Regions from separate parts of the Mus musculus genome. Here region 2 is linked to region 1. The links are chromatin contacts, found by Hi-C or POLR2A ChIA-PET in ENCODE. All regions are on one chromosome and are shown on one strand. Each heading gives the region's core, a stretch centred on a gene start or an enhancer-like site at or near the end of the contact. The rest is flanking DNA. Distances are from core to core; before and after follow the strand shown. Region 1 holds the start of Mcl1 (myeloid cell leukemia sequence 1). Region 2 holds the start of H2bc21 (H2B clustered histone 21).

Region 1 (4,834 bases), core at 1,015-3,514:
GGTTACAACATGTCATTCATATATATATATATATATATATATATATATATATATATATATGTCTCCCATCTCAGATTGTGGTTACTTGTTTTGGGATTAAAAGTTCCTTACAGAAATATTTTAGTCACTACAACTGCAAAATGCTTCTCTCCATACTCCCTGCCACATCCTATAAACTAGGATTTTAGATCTTCTCCTACAAATAATCATATGGTTCCCTGTCTCCTTACTTACTGTAGTTTAATGTTTATCTATTTATATCAGGCAGTGGTGGTGCATGCCTTTAATTCTAATACTTGGGAGGCAGAAGCAGGCAGATCTCTGTGAGTTCAAGGCCAGCTTGGTCTACAGAACAAGTTCCAGAGCAGCTGGGGCTACACAGAGTAACCCTGTCTCTAAAAACTGAAACAAAAATGTATAGATTTAATGCATATGTGGATGTCAGGAACAGTGGTTAGGAGCCCGTTTCTTTCCCTTCCAGCACATGGGTTCCAGGGTTTGGCAGCAATTGTCTTTACTTGCTGGACCATCATCTATCTCCCCATGTCTTTTGTTTTGAGCCTCCCAAGTTCTGGAACTGAAGGTATGCAGCCAATTTACAGGGTTTTAAACCCAAGGTTTTATGTTAGGCAAGCATTCTCCAAGTAAGCCACATTTCCAGCTTGCCACTTACTTATCTATCTATCTATCTATCTATCTATCTATCTGGTTTGAGACAGGGTCTCAACCTTTTAACCCTGGCTGATGGGCGCTTCCTATGTAGACCAAGTGTCTTAGTTTGGGTCTCTGTTGCTATGGCAAAGCACCACAACCAAAAGCAGCTTGGGAGAAAAGGGTTCATTGGGCTTAGCTTGCTTCCACATTACTGTTCATCACTGAAGGACATCAGGACAGGAACTCAAACGGGGCAGGAACCTAGAGGCAGAGGCCATGGGCAGGAGCTGCTAACTGGCTTGTTTCCCATGGCTTGCTCAGCCTGTTTTCTTACAGAACCCAGGACCGCCAGTCCATGGAATTCCAGCTTGTGTCAAGTTGATATTAAGTCTAACCAGTCCACCAAAGATCTTCACCGTTTTATATGGTGCTGGGGATCAACCCAGGACTTCTACAAGGGTAGGCAAATTCTCTACCAACTGAGTTACTCCCGTAACCATCCTTTGTTCATTTTAGACAGCAGGCTCATCATGTAGCCAAAAATGAGTTTTAAATTGAGTCTCTTGCCTCTGCCTCCCCAGGCCTGGGCAAGCTCTTCTGCCAATTGAGCTATAGGCCTAGCCACCATAAATGGCTCATATTTTAGACTTTTACTGTTTGGGGATAGGGTAGGGAGCTAGGCTCTTCTGGCAGCCAGAGGTCAACTCTGGAAAGTGGTCTCACTCCTTCATTGTTAGGTGGGTTCTGTGTATTGAACTCAGGTCTTTAGGGCTGGGTTTCAGGAGCCTTTCACCAGTTGAATCTTTCACAGGCTCCACATAAATAACCCCTTAATAGCTGTCCATGAAAAGTCATTTTGGCCAGGCAGTGTGGGGCACGCCTTTAATTCCAGCACTCGGGAGGCAGAGGCAGGAGGATTTCTGAGTTTGAGGCCAGCCTGATCTACAGAGTGAGTTCCAGTGCAGCCAGGGCTACACAGAGAAACCCTGTCTCGAAAAACAAAAAAACAAAAACAAAAAACAAAAAACAAAAAAAACCGGAACGGAAAGTCATTTTGGAACACAGGGAGTGAGGGCTCACAGTAGAAAAATGACAGAGCAGGACTCCCCCTAACTTTTAAGCAAATCAATGGTTAATATTCCTTTGTGTATGAGACTGGAGATGCCCTCCCTGGTTTGCTCTTCCAGGGTTTAACTCCCAGCACCCACCTGGAGGCAGGCACACAACCACAAATACACACAAACAAAAAAGTGTTTAAGACTGGTATGTTATAAAAACACAGCAGGTAGTGCAACGAGAAAGGCTAAGGCAGGACTGCCTAACGTTAGGACCAGCCTGGGCTATGCAGAGTTCCAGGGCAGCTTGAAATTCAAAAACCGACACAGATCAGCAGGCGTTCCCGAGCAGGAACCATTCCCCGGGAAGCCAAGCACTTGGCCAGCCGGGCTGAGAGTTGTACCGGACAAAAAAGCACAATCCGTCCGCGAGCCAAGGCCAGGTACCGCGCTCCGCCAACCGTAGCCGCGGAAGCCGCGAGAGCGCTCCGGCCGGAAGAGGCGCGGAGTGGCCGGGCCAGCCCTCCGGAAACGCCCGCCCCTTTCCCCTTTTACGGGAAGTCCTCGCCTGCGTCAGCACGGCCCTAAGGCGGCGGCAGGGAACGGCCTTCCTCACTCCTGACTTCCGCCTGCCTCCGGTCTGGAGTCGCGGCCTTCCCCGCTCCTTCCCCTCAGCCTGCGGCGTCCGACCATGTTTGGCCTGCGGAGAAACGCGGTCATCGGCTTGAACCTGTACTGCGGCGGCGCCAGCCTCGGCGCGGGCGGCGGTTCTCCGGCAGGGGCGCGCCTGGTGGCCGAGGAGGCCAAGGCGCGGCGCGAGGGGGGAGGGGAGGCCGCCCTGCTGCCCGGCGCGCGGGTGGTCGCCCGGCCGCCGCCCGTGGGCGCCGAGGACCCCGACGTCACCGCGTCGGCCGAAAGGCGGCTGCATAAGTCGCCCGGCCTCCTCGCCGTGCCGCCCGAGGAGATGGCCGCGTCGGCCGCCGCCGCCATCGTGTCTCCGGAGGAGGAACTGGACGGCTGCGAGCCGGAGGCCATCGGCAAGCGCCCGGCCGTGCTGCCCCTCCTGGAGCGCGTGAGCGAGGCGGCCAAGAGCTCCGGGGCCGACGGCTCTCTGCCCTCCACGCCGCCGCCGCCCGAGGAGGAAGAGGACGACCTATACCGCCAGTCGCTGGAGATCATCTCGCGCTACTTGCGGGAGCAGGCGACCGGCTCCAAGGACTCGAAGCCTCTGGGCGAGGCGGGCGCGGCGGGCCGGAGAGCGCTGGAGACCCTGCGGCGCGTGGGCGACGGCGTGCAGCGCAACCACGAGACGGCCTTCCAGGGTAAGCGGCGCCCGGGCCGGGCCGGGCCGTGCGGGAAGAGGGAAGAGCCGGAGCCTGGCTCTGCAACCAGAATTTTCTGGCTGTGAGTCATTGTTTCCGCCCATCTGGCTGTTGGGTTCAAAGACCGGAAAGGGTGGGATGTCACTGTCGGCGTGGGGTCTGCCTGACTGCTCTAGAGCCGGGAGAGCACGGTCCCCTCGTCGTGGGTGGGCAGAAGGGTAGTGCCCCGCTGCAGACAAAGGAGGCCATGAGGTTTCTTGCTTTTCTTCTCAGGCATGCTCCGGAAACTGGACATTAAAAACGAAGGCGATGTTAAATCTTTTTCTCGAGTAATGGTCCATGTTTTCAAAGATGGCGTAACAAACTGGGGCAGGATTGTGACTCTTATTTCTTTCGGTGCCTTTGTGGCCAAACACTTAAAGAGCGTAAACCAAGAAAGCTTCATCGAACCATTAGCAGAAACTATCACAGATGTTCTTGTAAGGACGAAACGGGACTGGCTTGTCAAACAAAGAGGCTGGGTAAGTTCGTCTTGTGATATAAAGGGACCGTGGAGTGGAAATGGGGTGCAGGATTTTGTGAAGGAGAAGGCACCTAGAGGGTTTTTACAAAGTTTCTCTCCGGTTTCAGATTTAATTTATGTATCTCTTGTTGCATGATGTTGGTCGTTGTAGGTGGTAGGTCCAGAGAAAAACTCATTATGACGGTCTTGAATTGTACCAAAAGGTCTTGTATTCTGTAGGTTGTACTTCTAATTCAGTTGGATAATCTTCAGAGCAGTGGATTCAAACCGTGAAGAAGTAAGAGTCACCTGTGATGACTAAATTACATCCCCCTCATTTTAATCAAATGGATAAGGGGTAGAGCCTGCATTTTAGAAGTTAATACCCAAATACACCAGCTCTGGTGTAAGGTGCACTCATTCTCATTAGGAAATACCCATGGGAGAAATACTACATGGGGATGGATCCAAAGAGTGGTTGGTTATGGGCCCTGCTCAGTCTGTGCAAAAATAATTGAGGTGCAATACAACTGCTGTAAGGTAACTGTTGTGTGGTTACTCACTGGAAAGAACTCCAGAAGTGTCTCTTGCATCCCAGAAGTAGGTAATTGGTTCACCATTGTTTGGGGGATATTTTAATTCACCGTTTCTCTGTATGTAGTGTTACAACAGCAGAAACCCATACTTGAAAATGTGCTTTTCTTTTTTGTTTTCTAGGATGGGTTTGTGGAGTTCTTCCACGTACAGGACCTAGAAGGCGGCATCAGAAATGTGCTGCTGGCTTTTGCGGGTGTTGCTGGAGTAGGGGCTGGTCTGGCATATCTAATAAGATAGCCTTGTGAGTGCAATAGGGGACTCTTAAAGCTCCAGCCACCAAACTACATGCATCTGTGAAAACATGTGTATTTATGAAGGTGGACTTGAAGCTGCCCAGGATTTTAACAGTCCAGTTCTACTGTAGCAACATAGCAAAAAGAAAGTGGCTACAGGATTGTGGCTAACAAGAATAAATACATGGGAAAAGTGCTCCCCCTGGAAGAGTCACTGTCTGAATGAAGCAAAGTTCCCTCTCAGCAAACACTGAGAGGCCATGGAGAAGGACTTCTAGAATGAATGAAAGGGGTGGATGGAAAGGTTTGATTTCCTATCTAGAGATGGAAGAGGGGCCAGTCATCAGGCTAGTCACAAAGCTCAATAAATATCCATTACTCTGCTCAGAGTGTTGAGAGAGAAGCCCTAATTAACAACGTTGGTGACTTGTGTAAAATGGATTTGTAACCTACAAGTCACCAAACGATGAC
Region 2 (4,834 bases), core at 835-3,334, 560 kb after region 1:
GTTCACCCCCCACCGTCTTATCTTGGTACCTGAAAGTTTTTGGGTGCAATTCTTGGGATAGGGCAAAGGAATGCAGAGCTCATGTTTCAGATGCTAATATGATGCTTGTTGAGACAAACGAGTTAAACATTTAGTAAACGCCTGATACCGGAGTCTGAGCTTGTGAAGCGAATCTGAATTAGCTGGAAGCTTGTAAGCCTCGCCAGAGGGAAGAGCTGGGGATAGGACAGTTCAGCTGAACTCGCGGATTTTTTAGTGGGGAGAGAACCGGAGCAGGGTAAAGAAAACCCCAGATCAAACGAGGACATCTTAAAAGCTAGAGGGAAAAGGTGGTGGCAGACACCTCCTAGAGGTCAAAGACGATGGATACAATGTCATCTAGCCCTTGGTCAAACGACCCAGGGGCAAAGATGGGGAGCCACTGTCAAGGGTAAGGAAGCGAAGCAACTTTCCTAATTCCTTTACGGAGCCTGCTTGTGTGAGACATGGAGAGTAATTTAAAGCTCCGGGGTGGGGGTGGGGACAGAGCAAAATCCCATACTTCAAGGGGAGTGTTTCGAGTTTTGTGCTCTTGGTTGTTTGTTTAGATTTTTCAGCTCTAAACTGGGCAAACAAAACAAACCTCTATAAATTACCACAATAAACAGCTCCGCGAAATTCTTCTGCCCTTAAAATCCTACGATGTAAGTGAGGGCCTTTAAATGTGGCTCTCATCGATTGGTAAATTCCTTTTTCAAAAAATTCGTCATTTCCTGTACTGCAGGATGTAAACCACCGAGTCTAGCTTCTGCTTTCCCATTGGCTGTTGGAGACAGCTCCATTTTAAGCCAATCAAGCTACTTTTCCTTCACCCCTCCCGATAGATCTTATAAATTCACCTTTCCATATCCTTCCCTTGGAAAAAGCAGCAGAAATTGCTTATTCCGCCATGTCTGGCCGTGGCAAACAAGGAGGCAAGGCCCGCGCCAAGGCGAAGTCGCGGTCGTCCCGCGCCGGGCTGCAGTTCCCGGTGGGGCGTGTGCACCGGCTGCTGCGCAAGGGCAACTACGCGGAGCGCGTGGGCGCCGGCGCGCCGGTGTACATGGCGGCGGTGCTGGAGTACCTAACGGCCGAGATCCTGGAGCTGGCGGGCAACGCGGCCCGCGACAACAAGAAGACGCGCATCATCCCGCGCCATCTGCAACTAGCTGTGAGGAACGATGAGGAGCTCAACAAGTTACTAGGGGGAGTCACCATCGCCCAGGGCGGGGTCCTCCCCAATATTCAGGCTGTCTTACTTCCGAAGAAAACGGAAAGTCATAAGCCTGGAAAGAACAAATAACTATTATCCCTTTCCACACAAAAAGGCTCTTTTAAGAGCCACCAAAGTGTCATCCAAAGGGCTGGTCACAAACTGGCGCGTTAGCTAGCTCCTTTGTAAAAGATTTGGTGGCTCTAAAAAGAGCCTTTTTGGATTCGTGTTGAGTTTCACTTGCTCTTAGCCTTGTGGCTCTCGGTCTTCTTGGGCAGCAGCACGGCCTGGATGTTGGGCAGGACGCCGCCCTGTGCGATCGTCACTTTGCCCAGCAGCTTGTTGAGCTCCTCGTCGTTGCGGATGGCCAGCTGCAGATGGCGCGGGATGATGCGCGTCTTCTTGTTGTCGCGGGCCGCGTTGCCCGCCAGCTCCAGGATCTCGGCCGTTAGGTACTCCAGCACCGCCGCCATGTATACCGGCGCGCCGGCGCCCACGCGCTCCGCGTAGTTGCCCTTGCGCAGCAGCCGGTGCACACGCCCCACCGGGAACTGTAGCCCGGCCCGGGAAGACCGCGACTTGGCCTTGGCGCGGGCCTTGCCTCCCTGTTTGCCACGGCCAGACATAACTTAGAGTATAATGTAGGACACACCGAGGTGACAACTTCTGTAAAGCTAGGTTGATTCGTCTCTAAGGCCTTTATAGGCGCTCCTAGGGGTGGGGTGAGGAGGGAGCTTTTCATTGGTGGTTATTTGGCCCCTGAGAAGTCCAATGAAATCTGAAATTTTAGGCTTGTACTGAAAACGCAAGTTTCGCGTATGGGCCAATGGAAATTAAAAGTACTTTGAGACCTAATTTGCATAAGGCGTTCATAAAGGGCTCAAGTCCTCCGGGTCCCTGGTTGATTTTCTACTTACTAGACTGTTTTCCACTGTTTGCTTTTAATCATGCCTGAACTGGCCAAATCTGCCCCGGCTCCCAAGAAGGGTTCCAAGAAGGCTGTCACCAAGGCGCAAAAGAAAGATGGCAAGAAGCGCAAGCGCAGCCGCAAGGAGAGCTACTCCATCTATGTGTACAAAGTGCTGAAGCAGGTGCACCCGGACACCGGCATCTCGTCCAAGGCCATGGGCATCATGAACTCGTTTGTCAATGACATCTTTGAGCGCATAGCAAACGAGGCTTCTCGCCTGGCGCATTACAACAAGCGGTCTACAATCACATCGCGGGAGATCCAGACGTCGGTGCGCCTTCTACTGCCCGGAGAACTGGCCAAGCACGCCGTGTCGGAGGGCACCAAGGCCGTCACCAAGTACACCAGCGCCAAGTAGAGGCCTCCCTGGATGAGGCGCTCGCTGGCCCCTTTGATCTTTTAAAGTCTCTTTTAGTGAGTCACCCGCTCAAATCAGAAGAGAGCTTTGCCACTTGCATTAGTTTCTAGTTCCTATTCCAAAGTTACTCCAAGGGTCTTGAAAAGGGTACACTTCAGAAGTTTTAAGCCTTTGTGGTTTTGAGTTCCCCTGTGGGTATCTGTTTGCAGTTTGCTGCACCCTACTTAGCTTCTTGGAGTTCTTTTTAGACTAGGATAATGGAGGTGGGTCTCTGGGCCCGGTTTCCGTGTTCTAGGCTTTTGGGGTACCATTTACTTGTCGACTTAAAGTGAGATGGTTTCCTTACCCTGGCGAATAGAGGGCTCCAGGACACAGCTAAGACTGTGTCGGCGAATGCTGGGTACCAGCCATCTACAACTGAAACCGCTCTGTCCCTTTACTTGTGTCCTGGGCACCAGCGGTTACGGGGTACTTAGGGTGGTGTCCCTCTAATTTACTGATTTACAAACACGAATGTTCCACGTTGCTGCCGATTTGGTAGAAGTCGGTTATGGTTCTCTATCAGGCTTTAAAATCCCTGTTCGAGGCTTGCTTGGTTTGTTTTGTTCTGTTTTTGTTTTTCCTTTTAATTCTTTGCTTTAACCTCTGCAGTGCCAGATTACCGCAGGCTACTGCTGCTTCTCTGGGCTCATGAAGCGATCTTTCGAATCCACACACGCAGGAATTAGCTTTTTCCCTCCTGTCGTGTCTCCAGGAGAAGTTGTCTCAAGTTCCCTTTGCTTTCTTATTTACACTGTTGCTGATCAAGCTGGGTCTGACAGTTTTATACCTCCAGAGCCCACCAGTGCCTCAACCACAGCAGATGCTACTTTTAAAATTACTTATTGAATTCATTTTTATACCACTGCTTTTTTTAAAATATATTTTTATTAGGTATTTTCATTTACATTTCAAAAGCTATCCCAAAGTCCCCCTTACCCTCCCCACAACACTCCCCTACCCACCCATTCTTGGCCCTGGTGTTCCCTTGTACTGAGGCATATAAAGTTTGCAAGACCAAGGGGCCTATATCACTGCTTTTTAAAATTACTTATTGAATTAATTTTTATATTAAGGCGGGGGTGGCAGAGGCCTTGTCCATTTGATGTATGTGAAGACACGTTGGAAAGGAAATGTTTTGGGGATTTTTTTCCCAAATTTGTCTTTAGTTATCGTTACTGTGGTAGCTGTTCTTGGTTCTTAGCCCAAGCAGCTGGGTGCACCTGTGAGGGATTTATTTTTTCTTAGTTCCATAATTTGAAATGAGAAGAACCATTTTTAATCTGGTTCTTTCCCACCTTTAATCTGGGCCACGCCAGCTGGCAGCTTCTATTAAGGACATGGAAGAAGGAAGCTTGTTCTTTGCCTGCTTGCTGGAGATGGCAAGTCTGTTCCTGAACTGGCATTAGAGCCCTACTTACTTGGGATTCTGCCATACACTGAAGACCGGCTGAGACACCCAGCCTTGTGGACTGAACAACTACTGGATTATTGGACCTTCCGTTGGGTGACAGCCATTGAACCCCAGCCATTGAACTCCAGTAAGCCATGTGTTTGTGTTCGAGTGTGTGTGTGTGTTTACTAGGGACTGGCCGTAATAGTTCCCTTAATTTTGACAATTTAGAGGAAGCTCTTGGGTTTGTATTAAATGGAGCATTGGCCTTTGGGAGAGAGACATTTTACTGCCACCATCCCCATTCTTAATTTTTCTATCCTCTACTAAGATGAACTTCCAATTTACAATTGTCCCAATCATTTACATTTCAGAGGGTCTACAGGATAGGTAGGTTATGGAGCGAATAGTGAAGGTAGTAGAAGCTAAATAGGGAGGTCCGTAGGCCAACCCCTGCACCAATACCATCCACTCTTGTCTCCTACCTGAAGACAACGGCCTTGGTTTTCTTTTGTGGGGAGTGTAGCATACTGAGTTTTTCCTTTGAAGTCTTGATTTTGTTGGTGAAGATTCTTGATGGTCTGATTGCTTTCTCAATTCTGCTTTGTGGTAAGGGTTATTGGAGCTGATTGCAGGAGCTTTGTGGATCCAAAAGAGAGTTCCAAACATTGTCATAGATCGAATAAATCCATTCACTGCATGTGCATTTTCAAGTGGGTAGACACTGTTATTATTATTAATAAAGTTACCGATTAGTTTCAAATCTTTGCTGTATTGTTTTCTGTGCAATTAATTTTCTCAAAAAAAAAATAAAATGAGTAGATATAGCCATTTGTGGTTGGG

What was found. Hi-C counts contacts between places; a loop is a spot of excess contacts on that map. ChIA-PET counts read pairs that join two places held with the same protein, here RNA polymerase II (POLR2A).
Region 2: a loop to region 1 is called in a map of CH12.LX, with 6 times the contacts of the local background. The contact joins the promoter of H2bc21 here to the promoter of Mcl1 in region 1. A Hi-C loop is called at or near these places in 2 of 37 maps with a recorded cell type or tissue (CH12.LX and T-helper 17 cell). POLR2A ChIA-PET finds 5 or more read pairs at or near these places in 1 of 5 experiments (Patski).

Annotation. Positions count from the first base shown.
Region 1 is chr3:95,656,457-95,661,290 of GRCm38, forward strand. It overlaps Mcl1 (myeloid cell leukemia sequence 1), which reads left to right and starts at 2,265. Exons shown (of 3, transcript NM_008562.3): 1 at 2,265-3,031; 2 at 3,305-3,552; 3 at 4,251-4,834. The coding sequence starts at 2,401. The coding sequence ends at 4,367.
Region 2 is chr3:96,218,988-96,223,821 of GRCm38, forward strand. It overlaps H2bc21 (H2B clustered histone 21), which reads left to right and starts at 2,085. Exons shown (of 1, transcript NM_178214.4): 1 at 2,085-4,751. The coding sequence starts at 2,179. The coding sequence ends at 2,559. H2ac21 (H2A clustered histone 21) reads left to right here and starts at 898. Exons shown (of 1, transcript NM_178213.5): 1 at 898-1,367. The coding sequence starts at 929. The coding sequence ends at 1,321. H2ac20 (H2A clustered histone 20) reads right to left here and starts at 1,893. Exons shown (of 1, transcript NM_175662.2): 1 at 1,426-1,893. The coding sequence starts at 1,857. The coding sequence ends at 1,468.